2 separate regions of the Homo sapiens genome follow, and region 2 is linked to region 1. The links are chromatin loops, found by intact Hi-C in ENCODE. Cell type or tissue: MCF 10A. All regions are shown on one strand. Links, peaks and the distances in the headings refer to the core of each region. The heading gives the core; the rest is flanking DNA. Region 1 overlaps LOC105378066 (a long non-coding RNA gene). Region 2 has its middle 29 kb from the start of FBXO5.

Region 1 (2,928 bases), core at 128-2,627:
TCCTTGATGATCCACATTTTTATTCCCTGTCACTCTTTCTGACATTACTTCTGATTTTCTTCCTGTTGATTTTAAGATACACATGGATAATATTTCTAACACATTGGCCTTTTTCTTTCTAAGACTCCTCTGCTTCAGTAATGTTACCCTTCGCCCTCCCTCAGTCATAACTCTGGTGGTCGTATTCTAGGATTTTTCATTGTCAATAACTGCAACCCCTCCATAATTTCAGTTTTATACATTTCTTGCTGACTGCCTCCACTAACATTTCACCTGACTTCATCTGACACTTTAACAGTCTTTCAACCCTACCAGGACCTCCAATTCTTAGGTCCTCCCTCATTTTTATTCCCTAACATTCTATTTTTTTTTCTTTATTCATCTGAAATTCCATGGTCAATCACTGCAGTCACCCTTGACTCTCTCAATCCCATTCTTCTCCCTGGTTCTTGTCGGGTAAAATCTCAAAAATGACTATGTCAGACTTTCTGCCTATACCATGCCTGCCCCTATGAATGTAGCTGGAGTTAAATTCACAGCTTTATTATTCTCGTTTTAAATCAGAACCAAAAACTTCAACCTGTTTTTAAAACTGACCAGTCATCATACCATATGCTCAGGAATCATACTGTATTACTGTAGTATACTTCATGCATTCTCCCACTCTCCCAAAAGATATTTCACATTTTTTTCTCTGCCTTCTGAACTTCTAACGTCTCTTCCTCTATCTCTCCTCTCAGCTGATCACTGTACCTCCTACTTTCCTTTAAAATTTGAAGTACTGGAAGAAAATTGCTACACATTGTCATCTCCACATCTATCTGCAACCTATGTTAGTAATCCTATATTCTGTTTTAACCCATTCCACAGCTTTATTAAGCACCTCTGAATAAGCTAGGGCATAGAGACGCAAACATGAATCCAGCATGGTTCTTGCCTTCACAGAGTGCGTGGTCTCAATATCTGGTCCAGCAGCCTTCAGGGAAGGTAGAATTCAATTGTCTTTCCTCTGGGGAAAAGACAACTTTATTACCTCTGCCCTGTTATTTACTGAAGGTTTAGAACTAGCAAACTCCTCTTTCAACTTTTATCCACCTGACAGCAGAGTGGAGAATTAAACAGCACATAATTATTCAAATTAGCAAGTATTAAATTCAGCTTATAATAATAAAGAAAAAGAGCATGGCACTGCTGATTACTGCAAATGATTAAGACTTCTGAGTAAGCGATGAGTGCTTGTACTTAAGGGCCGGCTGGTCCCATGGTGATGGCACAGTGCCATCTGCTGGAGTGCCAGTCCTGGCTCAAAATGTGATCCAACCAGAGAACGTGCTTCAAGAGTTGTGTAATTGGACTGACAATTCTGTTTCTGAAATCATGTCTAATTACAAAACTACTCAAAGATTTAACCTTCCTCAAGTCAGAAAAGAGGTTCAATCTGAGAGAAGAGACACAGTGTCCTGATATGAATCATAATGAATGTATAATTTTGAGAGCTAAAAGGGACTTTTGAGATCAGCTGGACCAAACTATTCAATCATTTTATAGATGAGAAGAGTGGGGTCCAGATGTCACATATGACTTCTCAAAGGTGATATTATAAGCATGGGATGGTGCTGGATCTAGAACTCTTAAATCAGTTATCCTTCTTCCACATGTATATTTTGTTCCTTATTTTCTACACTCAGCCGGCTGTTTTCTGTTAGGTGCTATATTATGTATTATCTAAATTATATTTATATTTCTTAGTATTTATTTATTTATAATTTTTATTTTACTTTAAGTTCTGTGATACAGGTGCAGAACATGCAGGTTTGTTACATTGGTATACGTGTGCCATGGTGGTTTGCTGCACCCATCAACCCATCATCTAAGTTTTAAGCCCCACATGCATTAACTATTTGTCCTGATGTGCTCCCTCCCCTCCCCACCACTGACAGACCCCAGTGTGTATTGTTCCCCTCCCTGTGTCCATGTGTTCTCAAATAAGTATGTATATTAAAAACTTAACTTCTTTATAAATGGATACGAGAGGTGTTCTAATTCAATTTCAGTTTTCATTTTACTGATGACAGTTACCTAAGGAAACGTTCACATTTCCTGACTCCTAGCCAGTGCTCTTTCTCCTATTTCAGTGTTGTTTTAAAAGACTATCTCAAACACAGACATGGCTGGTTAATTACAAAACAAAATAAAACGAACAAAAAGCCAACTAAATTGCATACCTTGAATTTCTGACAGCTTATAATAGCATTATTTTTAGTTTTTAAATAAAAATTATTATAGTTCTGAAAAGCTGTGCTCTCTCACAAAAGCCAGAATATTATAAATTTAGTTCTCCATTAATGCCTGGAAAAATTACTTCTTGCTGGTGCCAAAACCATGCTATAGTGACATTAAATGACAAACAGATGTTTTTGTATTGTGTTGTTCAAGAACCATGTTAATGAGATGAATATACTTGGAAATTTGGAAATATGCAATCAGATATGTTTCTATCTTACTAGATCTTACTTGTAAATGGGTTTGTGGAAATAAATTCAGATGCTATTTGAAAAGATGTGTCTCATGAGGTAATAAATATTTCTCTAGTAGAAAAGCAATATGGAAGGAGAAAAAATACATTAAAGTAATGTTTTTCCCAGCCAATAATTTGTAAAACATATATTCTTATTATATACCTTTCATAGGCAAACAAATCTAATTTTAAAACTAGTGATATGAATTTGTTTATTGGACAAGTGTTATTTAATTCCTATCACATGTTGGGCATCTGCCCACAATGCTAGGTGCTGCCATCACACAAATAAAAGAGCCCAAGAACTCACGGTGTAGGGATATAACACCGTGTCAACCAAAAAAAATCATTTGATGTTTTAAGATAATAGAAAAATCCTTCCTCATCCTGGATAAGAATCCTCTCCTGGT
Region 2 (2,928 bases), core at 154-2,653, 360 kb before region 1:
CTAATGCAGAGGCAAAGCCAAGTTTAATGGCACTCCATTCACACTCAGAGAAGATGTCTACCTGAATCTATCTAGTCATCCTTTCATTCATTGATTCATTCCAGAAATATTTACTGACCACTTTCTAGGTGACCTTTGTTGATAACAGTAGTTTCCTGTCAGTTTAAGGGCAGAAGCCAAATGAGTCAGTCACTGCAAAACCACGAGGGGTAGGAGTTTGGAAGGATACTATTACAGTCAATTCAAATGAAATCTGTTCCTTCTTTTATTTAGGAAATGCCCTCCAATCTCCATATCTATAACTTGACTTGTCTTTTAAAATTATGAGAGATCTGGGTATTAGGTTACTATTAGGTTACTATACCATGACATATTTAGGTTTCGGTGCCAGGAAAGACTCCTCTGGTACTTATTTATTGTGTGGTCTTAGACCAACACAGTCCAATAGAAACATAAAGAAGTGGGTCATATATAATTCAAAATTTTCCTGTAGTCCCAGCACTTTGGGAGGCAGAGTTGGGCAGATCACCTGAGGTCAGGAGTTTGAAACCAGCCAGGTCAACATGGTGAAACCCCAGGAGAATTGCTTGAACCCAGGAGGTGGAGGCTGCAATGAGCCGAGATCACGCCATCGCACTCCAGCCTGGGCGGCAGAGTGAAACTCTGTCTCAAAAAGAAAATTCTAATTGCCACACACAAAAAAAGTAAAAATAAACAAGTACAATTAATGCTCATAGTATTTTTTTTACTCCACTATATCCAACATATCGTTATTTCAACATGTAGTCGATTTAAAATTACTGAGATTTTGCTTTTCTTCATTCCCTGTGTGCAGTATGTAGTGTTTATTTTACACTTACAGCACATCTCAGTTTGGCTTTGAAAGAGCCACATTTCAAGTGTGTGGTAGCCACATGTTGCTACCGCATTGCATAGTGCAGATCTAGACTTTAAATATAAGCAGTGGATAAAAATGTCGAAGAGAAACAAGATTTGTGTCTTTCGTACTCAAGACCAAAAAATAAATTGTTTATATCTTCCTATCCTAGCTTAACACTTCATGCAGACTTCATTTTATATTCTGACAACGTACATTGAATAGAATAGCAGTAATATTGTTTCATCCCTTTTTACAGTCAACTTCACATGAATAGACAAATTCAAAAGTATGATGTTATAACAGCACCATCTTGTGGCGTTGCATTTACATTGCTGAAGCAGAATTGGGGAAAAAGAGAATAATGCCAAACAGTCAAGATAGAATTAGGAGTTTAAGAAATTAGTAGAGGTACTATCATTTTTCTTTCTCTTATATGCAGTCTTTTTTTTTTTTGGTGGGGGGGCAGAGTTTCACTCTTGTTGCCCAGGCTGGAGTGCAGTGGCACGATCTCGGCTCACCACAACCTCCACCTCCCGGGTTCAAGCGGATCTCCTGCCTCAGCCTCCCGAGTAGCTGGGATTACAGGCATGTGCCACTATGCCCAGCTAATTTTCTGTTTTTAGTAGAGACGGGGTTTCTCCATGTTGGTCAGTCTGGTCTCGAACTCCTGACCTCAGGTGATCCACCCACCTCAGCCTCCCAAAGTGCTGGGATTACAGGCGTGAGCCACCGCACCAGACCTTATACGCAGTCTTTATGGCAGGTCTTCAAGTTGTATATACTGGGTATGACACACTTTCTGGACATAGGACATGAAAATGCTAATTTCTGAATTCCAGATAACACTCTAACATGAGCGTTGGAGAATGGCAAGCAGGCTTCAGTGCTAATATGTTAATATGGTATTTGTTTCACTGAATTGTGTGAGACGAAAGCTGAGAACACCCACAAAACACCAGTGCATATGAACACACTGAGATTTTAACACTAAAATATAATCCCCGCCATTTATAAATACCAACTGAGCTACTACAGGGCTGCCAACCCTAAACATTCCTCATTAGAATAAAGGCTTCAATGAAGCTGTATCTGCCATTAAATAATCACTCAACCAATCTGAAATTCCAGTTGGTCCCATACTATGTTAGGATGGCCAGATATAACCATGTGAGAACATAGCCTGGTAAGTGGTTTGACCAGAAGTCACTCCAGAGCTGGCCTTCAAGTTCAGCCCATATTTGGCCAGGGTAAGCTTAAGGACCTTTCTGAGTCTTGTCATGTATTCTTGCCACAACGTAAGCCATCTAATGAATCTTTCAAAATAGACTTTATTTAATTCAATCTAGAAAACACATAGGTCTTCTCTGGATGCTGGAATACAAAAAAAGAAGTTTGAGTAAGCTTGAAGCTAGTAGAAGGACTTTCTGTAAAGAATGAATAATTTTTAAAAGTAGCATATATATCACAGGAACCATGAAAATACATCTAGACGTTATCCATTCTCCCTTATGTAACAAGCTCAAAATAGTCCATTTTTGTGATTAGACCAGTCTTAAACCTATTTTGGCCTGGGGAGAGTGAGCTCTTTTTTGAAGAACACTCTATACAGCCACAAGGTGGCTGTCATCCTGTACCTAAGCCAGTATCAATTCCACGTCAAACAATTACATGTCTCAGAGTCCTGGGGAAGACCTAGTCTTTTCAATATTAGTTACTATAGCAAATCAATAGATGTGAGACAGCTGCTCATCTTTCTCTTGCCCAATTCTCCTAGAAGGGTGGGCCCGCTCCTATTAGTTATTTATTCCTGCATAACAAGTTATTCCAAAACTTAGAAGCTTAAAACAACAAATGTTGGTTGGACACAGTGGCTCACACCTATAATCCCAGCACTTTGGGAGGCTGAGGTGAGTGAATCACTTGAGGTTAAGAGTTTGAGACCATCTTGGCCAACACAGTGAAAACTCATCTTTACTAAAAATATAAAAATTACCTGGCGTGGTGGTGCATGCCTGTAATCCCAGCTACTTGGGAGGCTGAGGTTGCAG

The links. A loop is a pair of places that touch in the nucleus more often than their neighbours do. Peaks named below come from ENCODE experiments on the same cell type or tissue, not always from the same donor. Only the 100,000 strongest peaks of a DNase experiment are listed, where the experiment ranks them.
Region 2: it touches region 1 in a loop (7-fold over the local background); 3 of 110 quality-filtered maps call a loop at or near these places.

What each region holds. Positions count from the first base shown.
Region 1 is chr6:153,311,548-153,314,475 of GRCh38, forward strand. All of the region lies in intron 5 of LOC105378066 (a long non-coding RNA gene), which reads right to left. Among named protein-coding and RNA genes, the nearest start is that of RGS17, 180 kb to the left of the region's middle. In MCF 10A, for the core only: a CTCF peak has its summit at 1,246 (motif pointing left); a DNase peak (open chromatin) is centred at 1,284.
Region 2 is chr6:152,952,144-152,955,071 of GRCh38, forward strand. No RefSeq gene overlaps it. Among named protein-coding and RNA genes, the nearest start is that of FBXO5, 29 kb to the right of the region's middle. In MCF 10A, for the core only: a CTCF peak has its summit at 1,193 (motif pointing left); no DNase peak of the experiment used is centred there.